Regions from separate parts of the Homo sapiens genome. Here region 2 is linked to region 1. Evidence: chromatin loops called from intact Hi-C (ENCODE). Cell type or tissue: pancreas. All regions are shown on one strand. Each heading gives the region's core, and the rest is flanking DNA. Links, peaks and the distances in the headings are about the cores only.

The links. Peaks named below come from ENCODE experiments on the same cell type or tissue, not always from the same donor. Only the 100,000 strongest peaks of a DNase experiment are listed, where the experiment ranks them.
Region 2: a loop joins it to region 1, with 3 times the contacts of the local background. A loop is called at or near these places in 62 of 110 quality-filtered maps.

Annotation. Positions count from the first base shown.
Region 1 is chr2:29,834,908-29,850,130 of GRCh38, reverse strand. The region is part of intron 1 of ALK (ALK receptor tyrosine kinase); the gene reads left to right. Among named protein-coding and RNA genes, the nearest start is that of ALK, 79 kb to the left of the region's middle. In pancreas, for the core only: a CTCF peak has its summit at 8,547 (motif pointing right); no DNase peak of the experiment used is centred there.
Region 2 is chr2:29,300,408-29,315,630 of GRCh38, reverse strand. The region is part of intron 8 of ALK (ALK receptor tyrosine kinase); the gene reads left to right. Among named protein-coding and RNA genes, the nearest start is that of CLIP4, 190 kb to the right of the region's middle. In pancreas, for the core only: a CTCF peak has its summit at 6,340 (motif pointing left); no DNase peak of the experiment used is centred there; H3K27ac peaks cover 1,213 bases.

The DNA.
Region 1 (15,223 bases), core at 7,172-9,671:
ATCAGGTGACGTGTATACACTGCCATTGATTTGTCTTGTTCTACTGTCAATGGGCATTTTGGTAGTTTGCAGTTTGGGGCTATCATTTTGTTGCATTTTAAACTTTGACCTGGGTCTTCCTTTTCAGTTTGCTCAGATTCCCCTTATTGTCACTAATTTCCTCTCCTCTAAAACTGTTGTACTCTGTTGTATGTGTGTTTGACAATGGAAACAAATAAAAAAAGAATACTAAATGAAAAATTGGCACCACGAGATTGGAGGGATGAGGGGGGAGGGCACTACCAGAGAGCCACCTCTCTCCTCCCTCCTCCCCTCTCCTCTCCCCTTCTTCCCCTGCTTCCTCCCCACTCCTCTTCTTCCTCAGAGGGCCTAAGCTAAGGGACACCACTGCAACCAGGTGCTGACAGCCAGGTACCAGCAAAACTGGCCAAGGTAGATTGCCCTCCAGAGCCTGTGAAGGGCAGGAAATGTATCTTGTTCATTTTTAAAGATGGCTTGGTGTGGACACTTGGTAAATGTTTCTTGAATGAATGAGTTTCTGATATAATAAAGTGTCTGTGTTTCCTGTTAATCTATGAGGTGCCACGTAGGCCCTGAGAATACAGTGGGGTGTGACATCCTCCCCTTGAGGATCTTCTGAAACACATTTGGCCGAGCACTTAGGCCAACATCAGGCACCATCTCAGCATGTTCCGCCTCCTGCCTCCTGTAATTCTGCCACAGCTCTGTGGGTAGTCCCTCTTCTTACCACATGCACAGGTGGGGAAGTTGAGGCACAGCTGCCTGAGTGGTGTCCCAGGTTTATACAGTTAGTCAGGGGACATTCAAAGCCAGGGGTGGGCTTGAATTTGTGCTCTAACTGCCACTGTGACACTTGAATACTGCCAAGTGAGCATAGCTAAACAGAAGGGACAGCAGACAGTGAGCGGTCCCCAGAGCAGCTGGTGGGGAAGCCCAGCTTTTCTGAGGAGGAGGGGCCCGAGTGGGGCCCTCAGGAAGGTGATGCTTAGAGAGGTGGGAAGAGCAGGCGGGTCCTGTGAGATGGGGGGCAGCTCGAGGACGCTCCTGGTGTGCATGGAGATGTGTAAGTCAGAAGGTCAGGGACACTGCCAAGGGCAGGTGAGACTATGGGGAGGGGAGAGGTGTCTCTGGGCTGTCCTGGGAACACAAACCCTAGGAGTACATTGTGGCCAATCAGTCCACGTAGAGCTGCCTGAATCAATATTTCGCACTCTAGAATCTGCAGCTTTGCTGCTGTTGGGGTCCCTCGTGGCCGCATCTCTGCAGTCCTGACTTGTGCATTCTATGTGAGCTCAACTTTCCTCCCCAGCCGGTCTCCTAAGTCAGCTTCTGCCAACAGCCCGCAGGATATGTGCTCAAGACCTTCACCTAGCCTTCAGAGCGACATAGCCCCCACCTCACCCTCCTGGCACCCATTCCAGAATTTAGCCACAGGAAGCTCAGAGCTGAGACCTGCTGGAAGCCTCTCCCTTTCCACAAACCAGAGAGCCTACCCCTCTTTCCATCCTGGGTAACCCTCAACAATACACAAATTCATTAACATTTATTAAGGTTTTACAGGCTAGGTATTAAAACACTATGCGAAAAGCCCTGCAGGCTAGCAGAAACACTTTAGAATTCTCTACTTATCCAGCAGTTTGGTAATTACCTTGAAGGTGGTATGGTTAGAAAGCACATATCTGCATACACATGTTCATTTCCTTCCTTCCTTTAAGTCTAGCTCAGTGGTTCTCAAACTTGCTAGTTTAAAAAAAAAAAAAAAGCCTTCCTGAACAAGGTGGTCAGCATGAAACATGCAGGCTGCATGTTCTGGGGGAATTTAAGGGATTTTCAAGGATAGTTTTGAATCTATGCAATTCAAAATATCAATTTTTGCCTTTCGCACTGACATCAGAATTGAAGTCCCACTGTACTGCTTAGGTGGTTGGGAAGAAAAGCCTCCCCACTTCCTCCTCCCAGAGGCACTAAGACCTATTCACACCCGCTGCCCCTGATCCCCCAGGGACCCTGGCAGCTGCGTACCGAGCCTCACCAGCAGCCAAGAGAGCACTTTTTGGATACTTGGAAATCCCTGCCACTTATGGGGGGATTTAAGTCCAGCTGGCTCCCTAGCTGGGCCTATTTTTTGGAGCCAGAAGTTTGTCTCGCCACTAGACAATGAGCGTATCAAAGCTGAGACTCTTTCCCATCTCTGCTTCTCCTTCTTACACCTCCCCCACCCTCATCCTCCTCTCCTTCCTCCTTTGCTTCATCTTCCCTCTCCTTCTTGTCCTCTTCCTACGCTCTCTCATTTCTCTTCTCCTTTCTCTCTTTTTTTACCCCTTCCCCTGCCAATGTTTTCATCATTGAGCACAGTGCCTGTCATGGAACACCATTCTATAAAGTTTATAAACGAATGAATGAATGAATGAATGCCATTCTTTGGCTTCAGAGGAAAATCCACCTATTTTCCCGTTCTTTTTTCAATCTAGGGCTCTTGGAACTAGATTGTCATGTTCACCTTTCTGTCTTTTTCATTATTCCCTGAAAGCACAAACTCAATTTAGGCTTTAGTGAAAAATGAAGAGCATTAGACCAACCTTTTAAAATTGCTTGGTCAGTACTTCCTGCTTGTCTGTACTTCACAACGCTGTCATCACGGGGTAATTATAACATTAAGTATGTACCTGATCAGCAAGTTGCTTTTATTAAAATCCCCTGTTGGTTTCTAGGCATCTCATAGCTCCTGGGGCATTTGTTCAACTCCTTGGGCCTCAGGCAGTTTCATCTCCAGTGCAGATAGGAGCCCAGGTCCAGAGGTCCTGGGTCAACACGTCCCTACCACCACCCTATTCCCCGACTTTCCTGATAGTACTTTTGCCAACTGTGTGGTGAGCAGCTCATTATGGTCACCTCTAGAAGAAGGGGCTGCCTATTCATAGATGAGAATACCGAGGTATCGTGGAGGGAAGGGAGGAGCCCCTGGGAACACGGCTTCTCTTGGCAATCCCTAAACCACATCCAACCCACAGTGAGATTCCTCTCTGTGTTTTTGCTGGTGGAGGCCACCTGGACCTCCTTTCACGTTTCCCTGCAGGGGTGATGGCAACTGTGGCAGGGCCATTTTTTACTTTACAAGCTCCTTTTTACGTGTGTTTACAAATTCTATAGCTCAGCAAGATTCTAGTTCTGGAGTCAGACAGATCTGCTTATAGGTGCGGGCCAAATAACCTGACTGTTCTGAGCTGTGTTTTCTCTGCTGTAAAATGGGAATAATAATAGAACCTATCTCATAGAATCTCTGGTGAGCATCAAAAGATGTATGTAAAAGGCTTCACATAGATCCTGGCACATGGTAAACACTCAACAAGTGTGGCTAATATGATAATAGTAGTGCTACTTAGCAGTTATCCAGTAAGGAAGTTGCCAGACTTTTGACAATCTCTGGAGGAGGATGGTATTGCTTTCTTGCAGTTTGAAAAATCTTTCAATGCCCGGGGGAGGAGGTGGACTTTGGTACAGCACTGACCAGAGTCTCTACCACCAAGTAGACTCCTCTGCTTTATAAAAGTTATAAGCAAGAACTCATTGAGAGCATTCATTCACTCAAGAAATGTTTACATGCCTGCTGCGTGCCAGGCTCTAGACAAGGATCATCCTAGACAAGGTCTTGTTCTCATGGAGCTAATATTCTTGAAAGGAAGACAGACAATAAGTGTGTAAATAAATGGACAAGGCAATTTTATATAGTGATGAGTATTGTGAAGAAAATAAAACGGGGTTCTAGGACAGTAGGAAATTTGGGGAGGGGTGCTGTTGAGTTCCAGTGGTTAATAAAGGAGCCAGTCAGCGTGAACTGGCTATGCGGTCAGGTGGGGGGGCAAGTGCCAAGGGCCAGATCCTAGAACCAGATCCTAGAACCAGCGTGGTGTGTTCAAGAAACAGACAGGAGTTCAGGGTAACTGGCCTGGGAGAGGCCAATTCCAGGTGAGATCAGAGAGATTGGCAGGGCCAGATTATGAGAGCCTGCTGATCACAGAACATCACACTCCCAAGCCCAAAACCAGATTTCTTTTTTATAACCATGGGCCAGATGTATGGGCCACACTATAGCACTATATGATATAGACCAGACCACTGGAAAAGGCTTCCTTCATGAGGCAGGATTTAGTATGAACCTTGGATGGGAAATAAAGTTGTGCATTGTGCTACAGAGAACCCTGGCATGAACTGGAGCACAGACACTTTTTAAGAGTGCTGTGGAGAGTCACAGTTCCCAGAATCTGTCTTGGAGCACCAGCACCCAAGAGGTGCTCCTCAACCAAAGGTTTCTGGGAGTCTTCCAAAAGTTTGGGGAAATGGTAAACTAGATTTTATTCTCCAAGGTTAAAAAATGTGTCCGGGCACAGTGGCTCACACCTGTCATCCTAGTACTTTTGGAGGCTGAGGCAGGTGGATCACCTGAGGTCAGGAGTTTGAAACCAGCCTGGCCAACATGGTGAAATCCTGTCTCTACTAAAAATACAAAATTGGCCGGTCATGATGGCACATGCCCGTACTCCCAGCTACTTGGGAGGCTGAGGCAGGAGAATCGCTTGAACCTGGGGGGTGGAGGTTGCAGTGAGCTGAGATAGTGCCATTGCACTCCAGCATGGGTGACACGAGCAAAACTCTGTCTCAAAAAAAAAAATGTCGTTAAAGGTTGAGGAAGCCTTGCAGCAAAGACACCTGTCTCACCTTTTGTAATCCAACATGTCCCAAGCTTACTTAACCGTGAAACCTTATTTATTTACAGAGTCCCTATTAACATCCCCCAGAATTAAAGTGCCAGGGAACACCCTTTGGGAATCACTGTTGAAGAAGAAGCCAGGGTTTGTGTGAGCCTGAGGGATCAGTAGCATCTGTGATTCAGCACTTGTGCCCGTGATAATTCATGGTGATGATCCCCTCCAGTGACTCAAATCATTGAGTGTCAACTGTGCCTATGTTAGCCCTGATCCACTTGCTTTATTTTCATTTTGCTAGCAGGACAAGGGAGTGCCTGGAGACAGGAAATGAGTAAACTCACATCCATAACCCCCTGGGACTGGGCTGAGACTGGGTTGGTTATGAAAATGCTCTTGGGCCTTAGACGACAGCCCCGGAACCCCCAGTGATAAGCTTCTCAAAGAGTTGAGGTCCACAGCCTGTGAGGAGCCTTTCTGTAGGATGAGCAGTGTGTGTACTGTGTGTGTGTGCCTCTGTGTGTGTGTGTGTGTGTGTGTGTGTGTGCAGGGGGGTTATCAGGGTGAAGGTGATTGCATTCTCAGCTCATCTCTGCTGCTAGCAACATCAAACACATACTTTTAAACTTTTGGCTCTAATTTCCCTGCTGATGACAGTAAACCTTAGTTTGTCAGTCACTTGGATGGATCTGGGTTGGTTTTCGGCTCATGAATCGTAGAAATGGAAGTGACGTAGTAAGAAATCATCCAGTCTCCAGTCTCCTCCCCTAAGAACCAGGACAATGGTTCTAACCTTCAGAAGATTGTGAACTCCTTTGGGAATCTAATAACAGCTATGGACCTAACCCCAGAGAAAAAGCACAAATGGAGATTCAAGTAACATTTCACCTACTATATCAGAGGTTTACAGGCCTTTTTATGTCCTTGGTACCCCTTATGTGTGATATGGTTAATAACTGTTCCTTGAATACCTATTTAAATCCTGTTGTTCATTGTCTCACCTTGCTCTTAGGATAAGGTAAAATATTCCCTAAAATGGCACACGAGGTACATGATCTGCACCTGCTCCCCACTGGCCCCGGGGGGCACTGCTCATTCTCTCTGCCCCCATCTGCTGCTGGTCTAGCCACGCAACAGCACCTCTGAGAGTTCTTGCTCTTACCCACCCCTGCTTTCCACAAGGCATATGCATGCGTTGTTTTCTTTCCCTAAAATGTCTTTTTTCCTTTGTTGTCCAGACAACTCCTTCTTATCCTTCAGATAGCAGTTCCGGGGTGACTTCCTCAAGGAAATTTCCTTCACCTCCTTTTCCAGAACTTATACAACAGATCATCCATTCTATGCCCTTTACCAAGTCCTATATGTCAGATTATCCATCCTGTATTCTCATAGCACTGTAGACGTTTCTTTCAAAAGCGTATGTCACAGTTGAAATTTACCTCTGTTTTTGAGATTAATTAATTAAGGCCTGGCTTCCCCCACTAGACAGCAAGTTTCATGAGGGCAGGTGCTGGATCTTTGGTGCCTAATAATGTGCTCAGCATACAGTAAGTGCTCAGTAGTAACTTCGCGTAGGGTGAGAGTATGATCATTGATTATGAATGCTCCCTATATATCAAAGCAACCCATTCCATGGTCCCAGAGATTTTGTTCTGTTAACTTCTGGTTTTGAAAAGTGACAATTTTTTGCTTGCATCCATTTTACTGACAAATTATGGGAGGTTTTGTCCTTTAAGTAAATCAATGACCACTTTGGTCTTTGCAAAGCTGTTGGCCAGGGTTCTACAATAGAAATCCCCTTCAATGAATTCAGCGTCAGGCAGAACTTGGACATCACTCTGCCCACCCTCAGGCTGCAGGAGTATATGATAACCATATCCATCAGCAGCCATCCATATGATCACATTTACATTTCTGTCCTTTCATAATTCCTGCCATCATTCCTGCCTCCCTTTCTTCTTTTCTTCCTCCTTCCTTCTTTTCTTCCAGCAGTTGCACAGGTACCCTCGCAACCTAAGTAGAGAATGTGACACACACGCACACCATACACACACACCACACACACAACTCTTGGAGGAAATTTTATGTGTATATGTGTGCCCCGTATGTGGGAGTAGGTGTAAAGTAGGGCAAAATTTCACTACCAATAATTCTGATTCATAGTTGAAATTGACTCTGCATGGTAGTGGGGCACCGAGACCCCTTCTAGCTGGTGGGTCTTTTCCCCTCATCCCCATTGATATTCCCCTCCTCTCCATGAACACAACCTAATATTGGTATTACTGAAGTCTCAAGCCCCAATATTTTTCTTACCCAATCACCCTTACCTGCTCACTCTGCCCCTGCCATTTGGTCCAGCTGCGTTCTGGGGACTTCATACAGTGGGGAGAACCTCACCTCACAAGGATGAGAAGCTGTGGGCATTCCCTGTTCTCATTTCCTCTGTCCTTTATGCTAGAGCATTTGCTCCAACCTCCACTTCCTTTCAGTATCCTGCCACAGAAACATCCGAGGAAGATGGGAAGCCTATAGTTTCCCACCTGCAACTCATTTCCCCACCTGCAAGAGAGGAATGTTGGTGGAACCAGGTGCTGGAATGGATGTTTGCGCAGCCCCAGGAGCTCAGTACACACTACTGTTGTTAGGTCTACACAGTCCAATGCAGGCACATGACAAAGCTGCTCTGATAGAAATGAGCCCTGCCTGCTCAGTCCTTTCTTACTATCCTCCATCTCCATGTGGTCCAGTCCCAGCCTGTGGTCCATGCTATGGGTCCTGGAGGTAATCAGCTGTCACTAAATTGAGAACTGTCCAGAGTCTTCACTGCCCCTTAACCATAACTAACCTGGGAACTTGAGTGTTTATCCTTGGAGAGTGAAGTGGTAACTGTGTGGGGTAGTTGGTGAGAAAGTTCATTGTCAAGTGGGAAGAAGAACAGACATGTGGGATATAGCTGTGTGCCCTGGTAAAGCCTGAGAATGATGGTCAGTACAGCCCAAGAACACCCCCAGATTCAGATTCTTCGTCCAGTTCTTGCTTTTTCTGAAGTGTGACGGTGGGGCTTTTCTTGTATTCCTTCCAATAAATCCCTTGTTACTTGAAGTCACTCAAACAAATATCTGTTCGTTGCAACCATGAGAATCTAGCCAGAACCTCTCCTCGGGTCTTTCATAGATATAATATATATTTTTTCTTTTTTAGGATGGTCATAGATGTATCTGCCATATTTAACCTATCACACTACAGGCTTCTTAAGGCAGGCTCTCCTTCAAAGTCAACTTTCTAGCTTCTGATGAAAATTGGTTTGAAAAAAGAGAAGGAGGGAAGGAAGGAGGGGGGAGGATGGAGAAAAAGAGGGAGGGAGAGAAGGAAGGAGAGGAAGAAGGTAGAAAAGAGGAGTGAAGAGGAGGATGGAGGAAGGAAAGGAGAAGGGAACGTTAGTTTTCAGGAGGGACCTGCATAGCCTATACGTCATTACACTGTGTACCATGGCTGGGGTAAGAGTGGAGGATGAGGTAGGTCAAAGGCATAAGGGTCAAGGAACAGTTATTGGCTAAGTTTTCCATGAAGAAGGGTCAGATAAGGCCTTGATTCAGAACAGAGAGTTTTGTTTTTGGATAAACTAGTTTCGATGGGTATTTTTGGAAGATGAAGAAATGGAAGTTTATTTCATTGTCAATTCTGCCCGTTTCAATTTGGCAAACAGATTTCTTCACTCCCCTTTGTGTTTCAGACAGCACTAAGGCTCTTGTTCATTGTAACTCCCCAGGACTCACGGAGCGCAGCCCCCAGCAGAGGCTGCCTGCTATTACCCAGAAGGCCAATAGAGGGCTCCCAAGAACACTGAGCAAAATTTGGTGGAAGACATCAAGATGTTCAACTGTAATGGCAGTACTGGTTATTATCCTTCTCTAACATACAAACTGATAAGACTGTATTCATATGATAAAGGTGCAAATGGAAGAGCACCTGCCATGAATGCAATAGAAGCAGTTGCTGCATTAAGGAAACTTGGATTAGATTAGCTTTAAGTTTCTTTCTGAACACAAGCCAGTGTCTTGACCGGAAGTATCTCTTCTAGAATTAGCTGATGATAGAGCTTTATAAAACACTTGCATGTTGGATATGTTCAAGACTTGATTCTGTTCACTATGTTATCTTGGAAAAAATTGCTTAATATCTCTAGGCATTATTTTGTCTTTTTTTTAAATGATGGGGGTAATGTTAGGGTAGTGGGAGTTTGGCTTTTTAAGACCTTTTAAGGTAAAATCTTCTGTTACTATAACTGATAGAAACCACATTCAGAAAAATCTGGCCGAATATGATTTATTCAAAGGGAGAAGAGTTAATCCTATCCCCTAACACAAGGCTAACAAAATGATTCTTAGAGTAATACTTGGAGCGGTGACTGCAGTGTTTGATGGCCATTGAGTTAAGACAGTATAGTGAGGGTGAAAAGATAACAGTAGCCGTATCTAAAAGACTTAGATTGAAATCTTGACTTTATTTAATAGCAAATCACTTCACCAAGTCTCAGTTTTCTTAAATCTGTAAAATTGGGATAATCCAAATTGCCTTGTCTACTCCAAAGTGTGAAGGTCAGATAAGATAATGCAATAGAAGTATTTTGCATACTACAATGTGCCATGTAAATGTTCAGTTATTAATAGATGCAATAACTTAATGTTTCAAATTTTAGTGACACAGTATGTGTGAAAGTCTGAAATTCTTTCTTTCCCGAATTCAAGATCTCATATAGCCATACTGCAGCCATAGTTTTTCTTTGTAATCTTTCAACAGAAAACACATTTGAAAAGAGACATAGAAAGATTTCTGAGATGCAAAGGGAAAGGAATTAGATTCATAGATTTTAGAACAGAAAGGAATTCAAGAAACTAAGCAAAACCAGATGATTTATAGACAATATTGAGAATATGTTTGAATTACTAACTGTTACTAGACTGAAGTGGGAACTGAGCTTTGTCTTTATCCATTTATTCTTTCATTTCAGTTGCTTGAAGTTCTAGGAATCCACATTTTGGAACTGTGGAAAGAACTAGAGTCTTGCAGTGGGATTATCTATCTCTTTATCTCTCCAAGCATTTGTAGGACATGTACCTATTTGCCAGATACCACGTTAAATGCAGGAGGCAATACAAAGATGTACAAGATATTGCCCCTTCCCTCAAGGCACACTGAATACTCTGCCTGTCACATAGTAAGTGACTTAAAAGAAAGAGATAGATTTCTGGGTTTGTTTTTGTTTGTTTTAGGATATATGAGACATATATGTCAAGGAGGCGGTATAACGTAGCAGTTAAGAATAAAAGCTATAGATTTAGACAGCTTTGCACTGTAATCTCAGATTTGCTAAGTAGACTAGCTTTGTCTTGAGCAAATAATTTGGCTTCTCTAAACCTGAGTTTCCTCCTCTATGAATTGTGTTAATGCTGCCTACCTTGGAGCATGACTGTAAGGATTAAATGAGCTGATGTGTGTAAAGTGCTCAGCACTATGAGTAGTGTGTAGTAAACTCACAATTATTATTATATCATTATCATTATTACAGAGCGACACAACACCAAGTCATAATATATCTCACAGAAGAGACACCAAGAGCCACAGAAATCCAGAGAAGGGAGCACTCAGCAAAGGCTTTGTGGGGAATGACCCTGGACCATTTAAGGATAAGAGAATTTTCTATTGGCAGAGATAAAGAAAAGGTCATTCCAGAGAACGCAGAAGAAGGGACACAAACAAAGGAGGGAAGCAAGAGAGAATGTGCCAAGGGCTGGGAATGGCGAGACAACCATTTTGTCATGAACAAAAAGCTTGTGTTGTGATCACTTAATGTATTCATCCTGACTCTGAAATTTCCATAAAGATACCTTGCCATGTCTCCCTGTGTAGAAAATTGCCGCAATTATCCTAATGCTTTGCTGGTCTGAATTGGAAGGCAGTTATGTGAAATCTTGAAGATGATGAGATTTGTTTCCTGGAATTCTCAGCCACTCATTCTTCTACCAGTTTTCTCTCTCACTGGGTCCTCCCCTCTGCCAGTCATCCGGCATCTCTAGGTACTTAAAAAAACTTACTCATCTTTCTTATTATATAAATAATATTTGTTTATTGAAGGGAGATTAGAACACGCAAGAAAATCTATCTCCTGTGACCCCCATGGAATTTGACCCAGCCATCTCCTCAAAAACACATTCTTAGAAAAGAAACAGATAAACTAATTTGCACTAAGGTGGAAATGGTTTTCAATGGGACCAATTTAAGAGCCCTTTGCAGACTACCAGGCCTAGAACTTCAGAATATATAAATAATTATCAGTGTAACTTTAGGCATCAGAAAGCATATAGGGAAGTCATTTTGGGTGGTAAAAGTGATGCCAGTATCTACTTAAAACATTAAAGTATATTATACATAAGCTGTTGGGTTGTGCCTTTTAAATAACTTTTAAACATTTTTATTCAAAAATAATTTAAATAATTTATATACCATGAAAACACTTATCTTTTGTGTCCAGTAGGATGAGTTTTGACAACTGCATGCACCTGCATAACCCTCTTCCCTATTGAGATATATAATATTTCTATCATCACAGAAAGGTTCCTCATGCCCCTTGCCAGTAATCTCCTCTACAGAGGCAAACACTGTTATTCATTTTTCACCCACAGGTTCCTTTTGTCTGTTCTAGAACTTCATATATGTGAAATGGCACAGATGTACTTTTGCATGTCTGGCTTCTTCCACTTATCATAATATCTGAAAGATACATACACATTGTTGACTCGATCAGTGGTTTGTTCCTTTTTATTTATAGTATTCTATTGTATGGTTATTCCATTAGTTTGTGCATTCTCCTGTTGATGGACATCTGGATTATTTCCAGTTTGTAGCTATTATGAATAGAGTTGCTATAAACATTTTTATACAAATCTTTTATCTTTCTATCATTAGTTTTTAACAATTTGATTATGATGTGCCCTGGTAGAGCCATCATTGTATTTATCATGTGTGGGTTTCATTGAGCTTCTTAGATCTGTAGATTTGTATTTTTCATCAAATTTGGGGAAAATAATCAACACTATTTTCAAAAATAATTTTTCTGACCCAACTTTTTGTCTCACTTTTATTTAGGCCAATTACATGTATGCTACACTGCTTAATATTTTTCCATAGATCACTGTGGCTCTGCTCCTTTTTTTCCTTTTTAACATTTTTCTACTCTTTAGTTTTGATAGTTCCTATGACTGCTCTTCAAGTTCACTAATCTTTTCTTCTGCAGTGTCCTCTGTTGTTAAGCCCATCCAGTGAACTTTTCATTTTAGATATTGTATTTCTCTGTTCTAGAATTGCAGATGGATTCTTTTTAAAATTTTTTTGCTTACCATTTCTCCATTGTAATTGTTTCTTTGTTTCTTTATTAAATTCATATTTTCCCTTAAATATATGAACAACTTACAATACCTATTTTAAAGTCATTTAAATGAATGCTAATCAATTCTTCTCTATCAGTTCTGATTTGTTTCTATTGACTGGCTTTTCTTCTGGAAATGAGTCACATTTTCTTTCTTCTTTGCCTATCTGGTAATTTTTGATTGTATGCTAGACATTATTGGTGTTACATTATTGACTGCCTTGGTTGTATTGTCTTCCTTAATAAATAGTTGAATTTTGTTCTGGCAGGCAATTTACTTGTGAATCAGTTTAGTCCTTTTGAAGCTTGCTTTTAAGCTTTTAAAGAGATGATCTAAAGTAGTCTTTAACCTAGGGCTAGTTTAGGTCTACTCCTAAGCATGGACTTTCTGGGGCTTCTATGAATTTATCGAGGATTCTCCACAGTCTTGTGCCATCTCCAGTAGATTGGGGTACAGTATCTTGCAGTTATGGGAGCAATTATCTTTGGTAATTTTTCTTTCTCTAGTAGATATTTTCCTGGCTCTGTGAAGTCTTATACTGCACATGTGCAGCACAGTATTCAGCCAAAGACTCAAGGGAATACCTATGCACATATGTAGATCTCATTGTTTGCACTGCTCCCTTCTTTCTGGTGCCATATCCTACAAATTCCAGGCACCTCAGTAGCTCCAAATCCCAATATCTCTTCCCTGGCCTCAGCAAGACCATGTTTTGGCCTTCTTTTGTGATGTCACTCTCCAACAAGTGCCTCCAGATAGAAAATGAGGTCAATTCCATGCCTTACCTTATCTGTTTCCCTACAGAAAATTATCTGTATAATTCCGGATAGGCTAAGTTATACTGTGAAACATACAACTCTCAAAATATCAGTGGTTTAAAACAACAGAGGACAACTTCTAGTTCATAATACCTCTCTATCAAAAGTTGAGGGGGATGTCTGTGTTCACAGTGGGATCAGGGATTACAGTCCTTTACTGCCTGCTGTCCAGTGTTTGAAAGCAGTTATTTAATATGAATATTTTTTAGTTTCAAAAATGTTTGCACTAGGACACATAGCTCTGTACCAGTTATTTTATCTTGACCAAAGTGAAAGAACACATAAAGTAATGCTGTCAGTTCATTTTGCATATGGAGGAACTGTAGCATTGACCATGGATTACCTAAGAGCTCCATATTAAGCTGGAATAACAGTGACATTTTTCAGCTCCTGGTTTCTCCAACCAACCATGTAATCTCTAGTAGAAAGTAAATAGATTTTGGAGCTAAATTGATATTCATGAAAACCAAAGCATGTTTCACAAGGAGGTAACAGATTAGGGGTCTAAGCTCTGATTTGCTGCAGTAGCCATTAGTGAAGTTCTTCCTTATTCTGGCTTAAGGTGATATTACACTTACTTATACTTAGCAGGACAAACTCTCTTCTAGTTGGATGGGGCCACAAAATTAGCTCTGGCTAGGGAGTTGTGAGCAGAAGTGGTATATGTCAGTTCTGAGTGAACACTTATTGCTGACACGAGCATTCCAATCTCTATTTTTTTCATGGTGACTAGCAGTGTTCAAAATGGTGACTCGGTCAGCCTGGGTCTCTAAGTGACTAATGTTAGCAGAGAGCCCCTCTCTACTTTCAATGGCCGGGTAGTATGAGCAAGAGGTAGTTCTCTATTATGTCCAACCACTGCAATTTTTGAGGTTTGTATATTTTCATAATGTAATTTAGCCTAACCTGAGTGATACAGATAACTTTGATAAAATTTGCTATTTTGATTGTCTAGGTTGGTTCCCCAGAAGCAGACCCTGAAGTGAGAATTAGTATACAAGGGACTTATTAAAAGAAGTGCTCCCTGGGAACATTGCTAAGGAAGTGCAGGAAGCAGGATGGGGAAGGGAAGAAGCTGAGTTATGGAATGATCTCAGGCAAAACCCCCTCATTTGTCATGCTGCAGCATGATCTACAGGGGAGCTATGGAATGGAAGTTGTGCCTCGGTGATGTCTCAACTCAAGGCAAGTGAGTTGGACTATATTAGTCCATTTTCACACTGCCGATAAAGACATACCCAAGACTGGGTGATTTGTAAAGAAAAAGAGGTTTAATGGACTCACAGTTCCGCATGGCTGGGGAGGCCTCACAATCATGGCGGAAGGTGAGGCTTGTCTTACATGGAGGCAGACAAGTAAGAACGAGAGCCAGGCAAAGGGGGTTTCCCCCTATAAAACCATCAGATCTTGTGAGACTTATTGACTACCATGAGAACAATATGGGGGATACCACCCACATGATTCAATTGTGTCCCATCAGGTCCCTCCCATAACTCATGGGAATTATGCGAGCTACCATTCAAGATGAGATTTGAGTGGGGACACAGGCAAACCATATCATGGACTTTCTTATATCCACATACAGTCTGGGTTGGGGAAGGGAGAGTGGTGAATGGGGAATCTGTAGAAGGAGATACACGAACATCTGGATGAAGCACCAGCATGGTATACTACTGTGATCCCAGGGGAGAAAGAAAACACTCCATAACTTCATTTTCAGTTCTGTACAATGGGAAGACACATCGTTTCTTGTCTCTTGTAAGAATGGCATGGAAGAAATGCACAGCAATGTTATTTGAGGGTAGAAATGCTGGTGGTTTCAGTACTCTCAGATGGAAATACCTTTCCCCCCTTATGTTATTAGGTCTTAACTGTCAATATATCCCTATAATATGGCCACTGAATTTTACCCCAAAACGTTTACATTCTCTGCTACTTTCTCAGCCTCTAAATCAGCTTAGAATGAAAAAAAGAGCATCAAAATTTGCCTTCAACTCTTGCTACTTATTATTTGCTAGCTGCTAGCAGGATACTCAGCCTTTTGCTGCACAAAAAGACATGGGTCAAAATTGCTTGTTTCTTTGTCACCACTTGATTTACCCACTCACCAGCCCCGCCTGAATGACTGCTGCCTTTTTATTTGGCTTAGATTGCAAGGCTCTGCGAGCTTGTCTAATGGGGCAGTTTTCTTTACCATGAGCTCTGAATGAGTTACACTGCCTTTGTGCTCTTTTGAAAGGTAAAGCAAATGGAA
Region 2 (15,223 bases), core at 5,242-7,741, 530 kb after region 1:
CGCGAAGAGTGGGGCCCAGGGCTCTGCATTTTTAAACCCTATCCTTGGTGATTTGGAGGTGCACTGAAACTTCAGAGCTATTGGCCGTAGGTGTGCTTGCCAATTGTGACTGAAATTCATTCTGAGCCCATGCAGAGAGTTTTCCTCCTGTCTGTGGCCCCAAATAGCGTGATGTCACTTGTCTTTTAGAAAGATGAGTCAGAAAAGGGATGAGAAATGATGGAGGCGGGGGAGAAGAGAAGCGGGTGGGAGAGCATATGAAACCAGGTCAGGAGCCCCCCATGATGGAGGCATAGCCACAGTGTGCCTTTGTGCCAATCTAACTTCCAGGGCATTCCAGAAGCCTGCCCCACTCCCACCTCCTCCCTCCAGGCTCCTGCAGCCTGCTCTTGCTGACTACCACGGCTGCCTCCTATCTCTCTGCACAGTTACACACGGGGCATGAATATTTAAAGACCTCTGCCTCGCCCAGCCACAAACAAGAAAGAACGCTGTGGTTTTGGTTTTCTTTTTGTGTTCCTCCTCTCCGCCACAAGCTCTTCTCTGCAGGAAACTGGGGAGCCACTTACAATATATTCTGATGTTATTTTTATTTTTATTTTTCTGAGCTCCAGTTCAAATAATTAAAGTTGCCACCGGGGAGGGAAGGCTTGCAGTGGCTTTCATGTGCTCACTTGCTGTCAGACCTGCTCGAATCCGCCTCGGCTTTGAGACACCCGCGGATGTGTCTGGCATTGCAGCCGCTGGTAATAAAGAGCACGGCAGAGTGGCGGCTGACACCACCCCAGCCCCCTGCCTTTCACACACCCCAGCAGCCTGAATGTCTCAACAAGCCCCGTGTGGTTTGAAATTCTATTTTATTTGAATAGCCTGCCTGTGACTAGAATAATTTAAACCACGTTCTCAGGCCTTCTGGGCCTGCAAGGAGAAAAAGTGGACTTTCCTCATTTTCTTTCCCCTCCAAGGCATGGAAGCAGTTTTTCTTGTGTGAGCTACAGAAGTGCAATTTGATCCAAAAATGAGATGGGATCCCCCCAATTTGTGGTGGTCAGTTCCTCAATGCTGGTTTTCCTACCTGGCCAGAGCTGCAGTTGCGTCTCCCCTCTTCTCACACATACATATGTACACGCAAACACACACACACATACACACATGCGTGCACACACCCTCTGGGATCTTGGGACACAGCCGAACCTTTCCACCCCTGACGTCACCTCTAGCAATAAAAGGAATCAGGTTGGATTAGCTGTGGGGAGCTGCTGTGATCTAGGCAGAAGGTGACCAGCGGGCCCCTTCCACGTCTACATGGGCCTGGAGAAAAGGGGACCCATCCTTTGTGTCATTAAAACCAGCAAATGTAGCCCAGAGGGATGTGAGAAGACGCCATGGCCCCTGGAGTTGACCTTGGCCATCCATCCCTGAAGCCCTTCTCAAAGGAAGGCACCCGAAGGCAGGGAATTTTTCTGTAAATTGCTCTCTGATTGATTTTGTAAGACTTTTCAGGGTGCTGGTGATCATCCCTGGAAACAGGCTTATCCTTCCCTCCAGCCTCTCAGTGTGACGCAGAAGCAGGGAAGCCGAGAGGCAGGCTGTGTTGATTGGGCTTATTGAAGCTTGCCCCCGACCTCGGCAGCAGGCAAATAGGACTCTGAAGATGGGAAAAAGAGAGGAACTTTTCTGACTGCTGTGTTTTTAAAGTTTATTAAACTCAGTGACAAAATCTTCTGTGGAAAGTCAAGAAAAGGAGGATAAGAGTAAGAAAACTTAGTATCAGATGGCATGAGACCGAGGAAAAACAAAAGCAGAAGGGGACCTTCCTTTATCAGCCCCCACCAAACTCTCGACAGGAGCCAAAGAAGATGAGCATAACTATTGAATTCAACTCGTTTTCCAGAGCAGATCCTATGCATCACGGGCTCCCCATCCAGATCATGAAATTCACCTCAAGACCCACAGCTAATAAACACAAGACCAAACCTAGATCTTATGATTCTGAGTTTCATGCTCTTCCTGTCACACTGCCCTGCTGGAGACAGATGGAACCTTCTCAACTTGGGGAGAGTTGATGAGAGCTTCAAAAGCATCAGAACTGGCATTACTGTCACCTAACTCAGAGCCCCACCACCTCATTTCTGCAGGCAGATAGAGAATCCCACCCCATTGTGTAAACAAAGAGTTCTCCCCTTCGTCTCTCCACAGGCTGGGAGTAGTCACTGGGTCTAACTCCTGAGCCACCAAGGGGACACTGCCACTCACCTACAGGACTCAAATGGAGTTTGTTCATTGGGTGGGCCTCATTCTCGGCCCCATGTGATCCAACTTACTTTAGCAAATCAGGAAGGAGAAGCCATTCCAGGAGGCCTCATGGGCTTGATTGCAAATAAAGTTGTTATTTCCTGGAGCCAGTTTACCTTCTGCATAGAACGGATGACCATCTAGGGAGAAGAATATTGCACACTTCCCCTCTCTGGGCTGACTGGTAGAAGAACAAGCAAGCCCCTATCAGAGCCCACCTGGGACCAGCCTCTCTGCCCATGCATGGCCAAGCAATGCTACACTTTGTGGTGTTTGTAAAACCCTTCTTGTAAATAGTTGGGGACCAGTACCAAGCTAGAGGGATTCCAGGGTAATGTTATCTCTATCTCCCTCACTAAGCCCAAGTCCCTTTGGTCAGGTATTTGGGGACCAAGATACTCATCAGGCAGAGTTCCTGTGGATGTCCAACCCCCATCTCATCTGATGCTGTGACATCTCTGCAGTGACAGAATGTGCCTGAATTGGGAGAAAGCAAGTCCAGCTCTAGGAGTCAGTGCTTGCCTAAATTAAGAGCAGATCCAGCTAGTCTGGCTGGGGATTGTTTTCACACATGCTGTTCTCTGCACACGCCTCTTCCTGCATTGGAGACCACGGTCAGGACCCCAAGCTAGCATATGATCCCTCTAAGTTGTCCACTCTCTGCCCAGGAGGACATAATGTTGGGCCTATCAGAAAGCACAGGGCTCCTCTGGCTCCCACAGTGTAATGCTGATACCTAGAGCAAGTCGGAGCAGGGTGGTGGCTCCAGGTAGAGCTGCCTCCCTCCTGCCCCACAGCCCAACAGCCACGCCATCTCCTGTGACCAGAAGAATCCAGCTGGCCATGTGGGGCCAGTGCAAAAGGAGCATCACCAAGGCAACGTGGTACAGTGGGAAGGACAGGGCTTGAAGTCCCTTAGCCCTTGGAGGAAGCCCCCCCACTTTCTAGCCTGGAGACCTTGAGTATAGCGACCCACTGTTCTCGGCTTCAGTATCCTCTCCAGGGCTGTCAGGAGAAATGAGTGAGAGGAGATATGAAACATGCCCAGCCTGAATCTAGACACAATTAGGTGCTTAAAAATGGAACCTGTGGTTTCTGCTACTCTGTTGTAGCCATTACTATTATTATCTTCTTATCTGACTTTAGTGATGATTCTGAGACCAAGGCTGGAGCCTGCCTTCTCCAAGGAGCCTGAATCTGGAGGGTTTGGCCTCTGCCCTGCCCTGGGTAGCCTGGCAATATGGCAACACCCCTCTCCCAACTATTGCCAGTGGAGAGGGGTGTTGCCCAGCTCAGTGGCTGGAGTCAGAGGAAGTTTATGCTTTAACAGCAGCCAAGGGGGCCCTGCCACCCCTGTCCACCATCTCCACCAGCTCCTCTCCCCAGCCAGCATGGGCATGGGAGCTCCCTCCTCCAATCTGCCAAAAGTCCCTTTGCTCCACTGCCCCATCAGCAGACACCTACACAGAACAATAACCCCATACCTTGATATAGTCCCAACATGTTTACAGAGGGGCCTTCCCCCACATCGCCCCCATCCCCCAGAGAAGATGATATTGTCACCTTTTTATAAATGAGAGAAGGCTCAGGAGAGGAACCTAGACCACACACAGCTGGCCAGCAAGGCCCACAGTGTCCTCCAGATGCAAGAGCATCTCCACTTTCCCCAGGGGAGCTCCTGGGAGTGGGACAGCTGCCGTCAACGAGGTCACTCAAGGCAGGGAGGAAGTCTGGTGACACGGCCCAGAGCAGAACGTCATAAGCCTGACTTTTCTTTTACAAACCCCTTTTTTTAACTTAAATGTCAATTCTGTATTTTATTCCTTAACATACCTATTTGTTTGGACACAAAAACATGCCTCATTATTTACTATTGAGTGGCTAACACTCCAGGAAGCTACACCCTGTTTGCCCTGTGGCTTTGGGTACCCCTAGGAAGAGCTGAGCAGCATATGTGCCCCTACTCTAAGAAACCCAGAGGAAGAGCTCCCACCCTCACTGCCGTTTTCGGAAGCCCCAAGGCCTCCCCACCTTTAGGATCTCACTCCATCCCCTAGGTCACAATTAGGCTCATAGATGGTGCATTTTGAAGAGCACCTGCTCTGCCTTGGTTGGCCCTGAAGTCAGCTTCAACTATGGTTGCCCCTCATCTACCCCATGAGTCACCCTCACCCTGGTGCTGAAACCTCAGGAGGGCTGAGCCCTGGCAGCTGCTAACACTGCTGGTGATGGAGACAGTAACCTCAGAAAGCCTTTAGCTGGGGTCTAGGCATCCGCAACTTTGTGTTAGAGGGCAAGGGCCTCTAATACAAAGGAGGAAGCTGCAGTGGTTCTCGAGGCATTTTCCAAATGGCTTTTTCCAAAGGCTCTCTACATGAGTAAGAGATTTGGGCCCCACTTCCAGTCTCTAATGACAACCGTCCAGACACCTGTAATAACATCACTGTAATGAGAATCCCCTGTGTGTCAAAGCTTACAGAGTCTCTCCACCTCCCACGGCTACCCTGTGAGTGGATAAAATCTTCCCTGTTCTGATGAGCCCCTGAGCCATGGCAACAAGGCACTTGACTGGCTGGATGCACACACGGACCCCGAGCAAGAGGGATGAGCGAGGGAGGGACACTGAGGGTCCACAGTTAGGTGGTGAACCAGCAAGTATTGATTTCAAACCTGCCGTGTGGCCAGCCATGCGGGGAGATAGCCCACAGGAATCTGGGATCTCTTTGGGGTGTTTATTCTACAGAAAAGTTAAGAACACTTACATTCAGTGTGAAAACTTCTGGTCTTCAGGTCACTTACAAATCACTTGGCTGTATTATGCTGAAAAGCAAGCCATTATTCTTAATGAGGGCCTTCGAACACCCTAGCTCTTTGCACCCTAGTAGAAAGAAGCCTTCACTTAGTCCAGTGCTGGAGGAAGGGACCCTTAGTATCGATAAAGCCAACTAAGGATGTAGTTTTCAAATATTGATTCCCTAGTATAAGGCTGGCACTATGCTAAGCATTTCACCTACATTATCTCGTTATAAAAAATTATTACCCCCATTTATTGATACAGAAACTGGAGCTTAAAGAGTTTAAGTGACTGCCCAAAGTCACCCTGCTAGAGGCAGAGTCATGATTCAAACCAGGTCTGCCCAACTCCCCAACCAAATCTATAAATACTCGATTTGATTTAGATGGCCTGAGTTTAGATCCCAGCTCTGCCCCACTGAGGAGCCATATGACCTCAAGCAAGTGACTTCCTTTAATTTGAGAAAACAACAACAACAAAAAACCTGTTTTAGTTGCTGCATGAGGTTGTTACCAGGATCAGAGGAAAATGTGAAAAGCCTTTGTCTTCTCTGCAAAGCTTGATGAATGGCAGCAATTATTATTATTATGATCCCTCATCTTACGTTACTCAGGCATGAGGAAGTTGCTGCTGCATAAATTCAGCCACTGCTTGTGTTCTGATTTCTCCTCTCAGTCAATCAGCAACACGTGGGCAGGTCGGGAGCGTTATTTCACACAGTGTCCACATTAGCACCAGCAGGACATGCCCAATAAACCCACTTCGTTGATAATTAACTAATTAATTGTGCAGCCCCACCCCCACCCCCCACGGTTGCAAGCATAACCCTCTTCCAGGATGAGAGTGAACAAGAAGACTCCTCAATGAGTCTCGAGGACCCAACAAATGACACCTTCCTGAGCTTTCTGAGCCAAAGTCATTCTTACCCCAGCACCTAGAGCTAGGAAGCCACTGGAGCCCAGCATTCTATCACCACTGCCTGTTAAGTGGTCGACTCTGCCAGAGCACTTGCTAATGCCTGCAGTAATCAACAGCAATTGTAACTGCAGTCAGACATAATTAATGTAATACCTTTGAGCCATTCACAACTAATACCTCTCCCATTGCATGATGAAGCTGAGGTCTAGGAAGAATCACTGTCTCAGCCCCTGGGTGTGAATAGGATCTTCCTTGGCACTTGGCACAGACTTGGTTCCCATTCAAAAGCTGTATGTTAATCACAGACCTCTCTGGCTCCCACTAGTGGTCATTGCAACACATTCATGTCACCCATATATGGGGGAACACCCCATTGAGAGCACACACTCCCTCCAGCTATCAGGGAAAAATACTCCCCAGAGGGCTCTGGGCCCCCTGCAGATGCTCCTGTGCCCCACATCTACTTTTTCCAGTGGTGTCCGTGAAGGCTGTGGGAGTTTCATTGCCTAGAATCATCCTGTTCCCCAGCAGTCAGATTACAAAGCTACTCCTCAGTGTCATCTCCATCATACACAGAGAAACTGAGACACAGAGGAGGCCGTTTGCCCAGGATCACACCATGACAGTGTGACTGAAGAAAATACCATCTTTTTCTTCCCATAAGCCTGGAAAGATAATTCTCTAGGGAACCCAGAAGATTAAAAAACAGCAACAAAAAAAAAAACCAGACAGAAACTTTAACACAGCATTTTCACCCTGTCGTAGTCTGTTTTTTGTGAACTGTTTATCTCTAACAAAGTGTCCCCTGCCTGCTCTTTTCCATGCAGGAGAAAGGAACTAACATTTATCAAATGTCTTCGCTAAGCTGGGCACTGGTCTCATATAATCTTATTAAAGCCCCATAATAAATATCTAAGCAGGGTACTGTTGACCCCACTTGACGGAAGAAGATGCTGAAGCTCTGAGATATTACGTGATACGTAAAAAATAGACCATTCTTTCTGATACGAAAGCTTGCGTTCCGTTCACAGCACGGTCCCACCGCATTCCACAGAAGCTCCCACCTTCCCTTGATCTCCCTCACAAAGCCTAGAGTACAGGCACAATAACTTGATTCTCCCTGAAGTGGGTAAAAACATAGTACTAGCTTTTACTGTTTTCCAACATCAGAATCCTCTCTCACCACCTTTTTAATATAGCATTTATTGCTTTCTCTGATTATAAAAGAACTTTATGTTCATTGTAGAACATTAGGAAAAATGCAGGAAAGTATGAAGAAGAAAATTGAAATTGCCCAAAATCTTACCCCCCAAAGATATTGGTACATTTCCTTCCAGACAGATAGATTTAGATTTGAGCTTTGCTATAGAGAAAGGGTTTATATAAATATAAACATCCTGTGTCTTATTTCTTATTTAACATTACATTTTCCCATATCAATATTAGTCTTCATAAACATGCTTTTAACAGCTGCACACTCTAAATTAATTTCATTGTTTTTGTTCTAGTTATCAAAAGTCAGATATTCATTGTAAAAAAAAAAATTGGAAAAGAAAGAAAAGACCACAGAAGAAAAAAAAAAAACTTGTAACTTTATAACCTCACCAGCCAGAGATCTCAAGGTGATTATTTTTGTATGTGGCCTTCATGTTTTTAGAAAGAGGGCATATGAATGTCCACTGGTGTTCCCTGGCTTCTACATAATCCCTCAGAAAAGAAACATTAAGTGGTATTTTCAGGAAGGATCCTGATCTTTTAAGTATCCTGCAAGACCAGGAATCCAGCATTTCTTAAGCCTCCATAATTGCAAGCATTTGCCAGAAACGTGTTTTATTTCCTTGTTATCAAAAATCTGCATCTGGCCAGCTTCTTGCTGTGCTGGGTTGATTTGTCATTAGGCTATTTATAGCTAGAGAGTTGGTGTTTCATTTTTCCAGGTGAACTAGAAGATGGTGAACAAAAACACTGGATTTTGCAGTGAGTCAGTATTCTCAGCTGAAGTTAAGAAGATACCACACTGAAACCAGGGAAGTCAAAATTACCGGTTCACACTGAGAATTACAACCCTCTGGCACCCTATATTGAGGGAGAGCCTTAACCCCCATACAGAGATGTTCCTGATGACAATTCCAATCCCAGTCATTCAACAGAGACTGGATGGGGAATACCCAGGGAGTACCCCCACCATGCAAGCTCATCTTTGAGCATCTCTGTTAAAAATGTGTTTCCTTCTCTTGAAGTGAAATACACACTACAGCATCTAGCCTTGGTTTTGTCTCTACTATTGGAATTCATGCAGGTCTTCAGAAATTTGAAGAAAGATAGCACCTGCCCCGTCAGAACATTTCCTACATTTAGGGGTGTTGCATGCAGAATAGATATTATTTGATGTCACTGAGTCTCTTTTGATCACTGCAGGCTTTTGAACACACAGTATTTTCTGTGGGTTGAAGGGATTGTCCTGAAGCTGCCACGAGGTATGCATAGCAAACATGGGGCATATTCAAGACATAAAATTGCAATAATTACCTCTGGAGGAGGAATGGGCCATGAGAGAAATAATAGCATTAGGCCTAGCCACAATGCCGTTCCGGCTTTACATACAGGACTTTAATTAATAAAATGACAAACACTGGTACCACATAATTGGAAAGTCTATCAGTCCCTTCCGAGAGGCAGGAAAAAATGGCCCTTGTGAAAGCGCTGGCTGGAACCAGAAGATATAATTGCTGGTGGCGTACTCCTGGTGTTGTCTCTACTCACTTGTCTCATTTGCTGTCTGCATATAAAAGAGTTTATTAGTCAAACACTGCCATTTATAACCTATATCTACTAGGATGTGTCTAGAAGGATCAAAAATTTTATTGTTACTGGCATCAGCAAGCGTTATTTCCCATAAATATAATTTAGAATTTGTGTCAGATTTCGCATATTTGTGTGAATACACACACAAACACACACACACACACACGACTGTTAATTGTCTGGTAAGGACAATGGTTGTAAATGCATTAAAATTCACTAGCTCCCTAATTTCTCCAGCACGAAAGTATTTCTAGGATAAGATCTTGTTAAAATATAAATTCTGATTCAGAAGAGCTGGGGCAGGCCCTGAGACCCTGAATTTCTAATAAGCTCCCAGGTAGCGCCCACATTGCTGATCCAAAGACCACACACTGAGCAACAAAGATCTGGAAAATCTTTGCAATATGCCCCCAAAGCTTTAAGGAGTACCATAATATATTACATGGGCATTGCACTCCATGTATGGTAGAAAGAACACAGAGCATAGTGTGGACTCCAGGTCTGCAGCCTGTGGGCTTAGTGCCCAGGGGTGACTGACTTAACGTCTCTAAGCCTTCAATTCTGCATCTGAAAAATGGGTGGAATAATATCTACACAAAGGGATGTTGTCAGTATACAGTGAGATAAGCCTACGTGCAAGCGCCTAGTTCAGCTTCCTGGCATTCAGTAAAGAGTCAATTAACAAATGACTTCATATCCAGTAGGCCAGGGGTCCCCAACCCCCAGGCCACCGACCAGTACTGCTCTGTGGCCTATTAGGAACCAGGCCACACAGCAGGAGGTGAGTGGCAGGCAAGTGAGCAAAACTTCATCTGTATTTACACCCACTCGCCATCCCTCGCGTTACTGCCAGAGCTCTGCCTCCTGTCAGATCAGCAGTGGCACTAGATTCTCATAGAAGTGCGAGCCCTATTGCACTGATCTGACATTATGGTGAGTTGTATAATTATTCCATTATTTATTACAATGTAATAATAATAGAAATAAAGTGCACGATATATGTAATGTGCTTGAATCATCCTGAAACTACCCCCCAACCCCCAGCCCCTGGTCTGTGGAAAAGTTGTCTTCCACGAAACTGGTCTCTGGTGTCAGAAAGGTTGAGGACCTCTGCTGTAGGCCACCCAGATAGAAATAGGTCTTAAGATGGAATTCTAAGGGTGTTTTTGGACCAGAACCTTGACTGCCAAGATCAAGCTGGGTATACTTGGCATGGGTATTTACATAAAATGATATCAAGGGACCTCTAACCAAGGACTGTGTAAGGGAAATGAAGGTCTTTGAGAGGGACTTGAGCCTGCAGTCTGCTCTAGGAACCACATACAGTGAGTGCTGTCTAATGTTAGACACATGTGATCAACAAGGAATACTCAGTAAGAACTGATACCAGGCCTCCAGGTCTTCTAATTAAGAAATTGGTAAAAACCTTATCTGCAGGTCCAAGAGGGTAGTTCTAGCCCCGTATACATCCTCGGGTCATTACTGCTCACGGGGTCTCTCTCTCTTTTTCTCTCTCTCGGTTATTCTCAGTCTTTTTCTAGAGGCGATGTAACAGCCCCAAGAAGGCCCTTAGCTGACGGCAGCAGACTCCCCGCTGCAGGAAAATCGCCCCCTCTACACCTTGGTGATGGTGGGCACATTTTAAGCCATTTGTAAGTTATTAAGAATTGCCTCTTACTCAAAGTCCAAGATGAAAATGGACCCCTCACTGAGAGGGTCAGGCACTTCCTGCACTAAGTAACCCAGCTCCCCAGAGGTCTCTACCCAGGCTGCACTTTAGAAACACGTGGAGAAATTTTAAAATCTGCCGATGCCCAGGACCTACCCACATCTACTTAAATCAGAGTCTCTGGAGTGGTGCCCAGACATTAGTCGTCTGGAAAGCTGATTCTAATTTGCACCCCAGGTTGAAAACCACTGGTTTCACCATGTCATTCACAATATCACAGGAGCTCTACTTCCACATTCTTCATCTCATACTTCATAATCCCCTTTTGAGGCAGGCAGGGAAGGGGTGGTGGTTATTATCACAAGTTTGTCTATAACAAAATACAGGTTCAGAGGAGGTAAGTGGTTGGCTTAAGGTCACACAGTTAATACACATTGGCCTTGAAGCACAGACTCCAAATTATGCCATAGTCAGCAGACAAGAAAAGAGGATGGTTTGACAAGCCACTGAAGAATGAATGTTGATGCAAAGGGCAGGTGGTTCCAGTGCATTCTGGAAAGGTCATGGGATGAGTCACAGGAGCACAGGGACAGGGATTTGGCATCAGGCCAGAGATTCTGCATTTCTTTTTTCTTTTCTTTTTTTTTTTTTTTTTTAGACACAGTCTTGCTCTATTGCCCAGGCTGGAGTGCAGTGGCACCATCTCAGCTCACTACAACCTCCGCCTCCCAGGTTCAAGTGATTTCCTGCCTCAGCCTCCTGAGTAGCTGGGACTACAGGCACCTGCCACCACACCTGGCTAATTTTTGTACTTTTAGTAGAGACAGGGTTTCACCATATTGACCAGGCTGGTCTAGAACTCCTGACCTTGTGATCTGCCCACCTCAGCCTCCCAAAGTGCTGGGATTACAGGCACAAGCCACCGCGCCCAGCCAGATTCTGCATTTCTAACAAGGTCCCAGGTAACACTGATGCTACCAGTCTGAGGACCACACTCTAAGCAGGAAACCACTGACTGGCTCTTAGAGGCACAATGTGGAAGAAACTACGATTATAACTACAGGTGAGAAGTAGGCCAAGGGACAGACATAGGCTCTGGACTGCTTGTATCTTTTTTTTCCTAGATTCAGGGGATAAACATGCAGGTTTGTTACGTTATGCAATAGCATAATGCTGGGGTTTGGGCATCTATTGCACCCATCACCCAAATAGTGAGTTTACTACCCAGTAGGTAGTTTTTCGTCCTTTTCCCCCTACTCTCCCACCTTTTAGAGTCCCCAGTATCTATTGTTTTCTTCTTTAAGTCCATGTGGACTCATTGTTTAGCCCCCACTCATAAGTGAGCACATACGGTATTTGATTTTCTGTTTCTACATTAACTCACTTAAGATAATGGCCTCCAGCTGCATCCACGTTGCTGCAAAGGACATGACTTCTTTCTTTTTTATGGCTCTGTAGTATTCCATGGTATATATGTACCACATTTTCTTTATCCGATGCACCATTGAGGGACACGTAGGTTGATTCTATGACTTTGCTATTGTGAATCGTGCTGCGGTAAACATGTGACTGCAGGTGTCTTTATGGTAAAATGATTTATTTTCCTTTGGGTGGACACCCAGTGGTGAGATTTCTGAGTTGAATGGTAGTTCTGTTTTTAGTTCTTTGAGAAATCTCCATACTGTTTTCCACAGCAACTGAACTAATTTACATTCCAACCAACAGTGTGTAAGCATTCTCTTTTCTATGTATCTTCACCAAGATCTTTTCTTTTTTTACCTTTTAATAATAGCCATTCTGACTGGTGTGAGATGGTATCTCATTGGTTTTGATTTGCATTTCTCTGGTGGTTAGCGTTGTTGAGCAGTTTTTCATATGTGTATTGGCTGGTTGTATGTCTTCTTTTGAGAAGTGTCTATTAATGTCCTTTGCCCAGACAAAGGGCAAAGGTGTTATTTTTAATGAAGTTATTTGGTTTTTTCTTGATTTGTTTAAGTTCCTTATAGGTTCTGGATATTAATCCCTTCTTGGATGCATAGTTTGCAAATATTTTCTCCCATTCTGTAGGCTGTTATAAACTCTGTTTATAGTTTCTTTTGTTGTGCAGAAGCTCTTTAGTTAGGTCCCCATTGTCAATTTTTGTTTTTGTTGCATTTGCTTTTATGGTCTTAGTCATAAATTCTTTGCCTAGGCCAATGTCCAAAAGAGTTATTCCTAGGTTTTCTTCTAGGATTTTTATAGTTTGATGTCTTACATTTCAGTCTTTAATACATCTTGAATTAATTTTTGTATATGGCGAGAGGTGGGATCCAGTTTCATTCTTCTGCCTATGGCTAGCCAGTGGACTGCTTATATCCTGAGGAAGAACATCTGCCTGGATATACTCCCTTACTGAACACTCAGTGGATGAAAAAAAATGGCCAAAAAATACACATTTGCTAGCCATTCACTGACTGCCAGTTTGCAATCTTATTCCAGGCCTTTTGCATCTATTTCTAGAATGAGACATTGTTGAAACTCAGAGAGTGCATGCCTTGGCTTGAGTTGTGGCTGTAGTTGAGTGTCTTCTGCTATAAACATAGGAGGTATCATTATAAGATGAAAGAAGGTTAATTCTTTTTTTTTCTCTTTGAGACGAAGTCTTGCTCTTGTCCCCCAGGCTGGAGTGCAATGATGCAATCTCGGCTCACTGCAACCTCCGCCTCCCGGGTTGAAGCAATTCTCCTGCCTCAGCCTCCCAAGTAGCTGGGATTACAGGTGCCTGCCACCACACCCAGCTAATTTTTGTATTTTCAGTAGAGGCAGGGTTTCACCATATTGGCCAGGCTGATCTCGAACTCCTGACCTCAGGTGATCCACCTGCCTCGGCCTCCCAAAGTGCTGGGATTACAGGCGTGAGCCACCGCACCCGGCCGGAAGTTAATTATTTAATTCTCCTATTTGTTCCTAGCTCTGAACAGTTGGGTCCAGTGGCTGTCTGGACCTAAGTCTTTACTGTGTGATGTCATGTGTCTTGCCTCGATTATCTTGTGTCATATGTCCTGACTGTCAAGTGGCTCCAATTACTTCACCTTTTGCTACAATCAGAACATTTGTAATCATTCATTTAAATTCTATCTTCCTGGCTGGATGATAAGCTCCATGAGGGCAGGAGCTCATCTTCAAGAACAGAGTATGCAGCAAAGAGTAGGAGTGCAGTAACTATCTGCGAGTGAGTAGATGATGATCTCCCTTAAGGACTAATCCCAGGAAGGATCCTGGTGGATTGCCTCAGAAGGCTAAGGATGCCATAGCCTTCACACCATCCCTGGGTGGCCAGTCCAGTTCTCTCTCTTTTGCCCGGCCTGATTGGCCTAAAACACAGAACAGGAAGATGGAGAGAGCTCAGCTGCTGGCTGGCCCCTGGTCCCAGAATAGACAAGACAGGGCTGCATCTTGCTGACATGCTCATACCATCAGCAGACTCTACTTTAAACTGTAAAGTTCCAGGGAGCAGCTGAGGAGGGGGCAGTTTAGAATATAGCCAAGTGGCTGGAAAGTGAGGAACTTCTCCCCTTCCCTGGTCCCTGACCCATAGAATGTAAGAAAGTGCCAAGGAGCTTCCTAGGATGGAAAGTTGATTGACTACCTCTAAGAGGAAAGCCTGGCAAAGATGAGAGTGTCTCCCTATATAGATATGCAATTTTATTCATGCTGACATTGATTGGTTCCTACAACGTGCCCTTGCTTGACAGCCACTGTGAACATAAGATGAATAAGACAGTCCCTGCCTTGAAGGAATTCATGACCAAGGGTAGAGAGAGAAGACAAGGCAGCAGGTCCCAATAACCTTAGAAGATTTAAGAGGAGGAGGAAGTGGTTTCTGAGATGGATGAAAAGAAAAAGGCCTCCTGAAAAGGAAAGAGATCTCATTTTTTAAGAAGACAGAAGGAAAAAGCAGGTAGAGAAAACAAAAGAATAAAAAGTATAGAAGCAGAGAAATGCAAGTCAGGTGCAAATCTGGCAAGTAGACTGGTGTAGGGGAGTCTGGAACCCGCATTCATTCAGCTTCCTTGTGTGGATTGCTAGGTGAAAACTGACAGACTACTTCTCTGGTCACTGGAAGGTAATGCAGACAGTTCTTCAGTCACTTAAAAATGCAAAACACAGGCTTTTTAGTAATCAGCATGCTCATCCAGTCACAATTTCAATCTTGCTTTAAAGTCATCACTTCTTGCCCTCTCCTGCCGCCTCCAAACTTGGTCCTATTGCAGATGGAAAGCCTGAAATGAGAGAAAGGGTGTGGTCAGTGGCCTCTCTAGTTCTCCACCCAACCTCTCCTCCTCTTCTGTCATCTTGTTGACTTCTGACTTGTTGGGGTTGTAAGCATAGACACAGAAAGGATTTCAGGGGAGCAAGAAAGTTCTTATTGGAGACTGTTGGGTAATCTTGCATTGGTGTTCTCTGGATGTAACAAATGTCCAAGGCTTACTGTTTCTCACACAGGGGCTTTTGGGGTTCCTTTGTAGATCCACCTTTCTCCTCATCCCCTCCACCATGGCTTAGAATTTTTCGCCTTGACTTAGGGCACATGCATTTTTTTTTTTTTTTTTTTTGAGACAGAGTCTTGCTCTGTCACCCAGGCTAGAGTGCAATGGCACAATCTCGGCTCACTGCAACCTCTGCCTCCCAGGTTCAAGGGATTCTCCTGCCTCAGCCTCAGCCTCCTGAGTAGCTGGGACTACAGGTACCTGCCACCACAC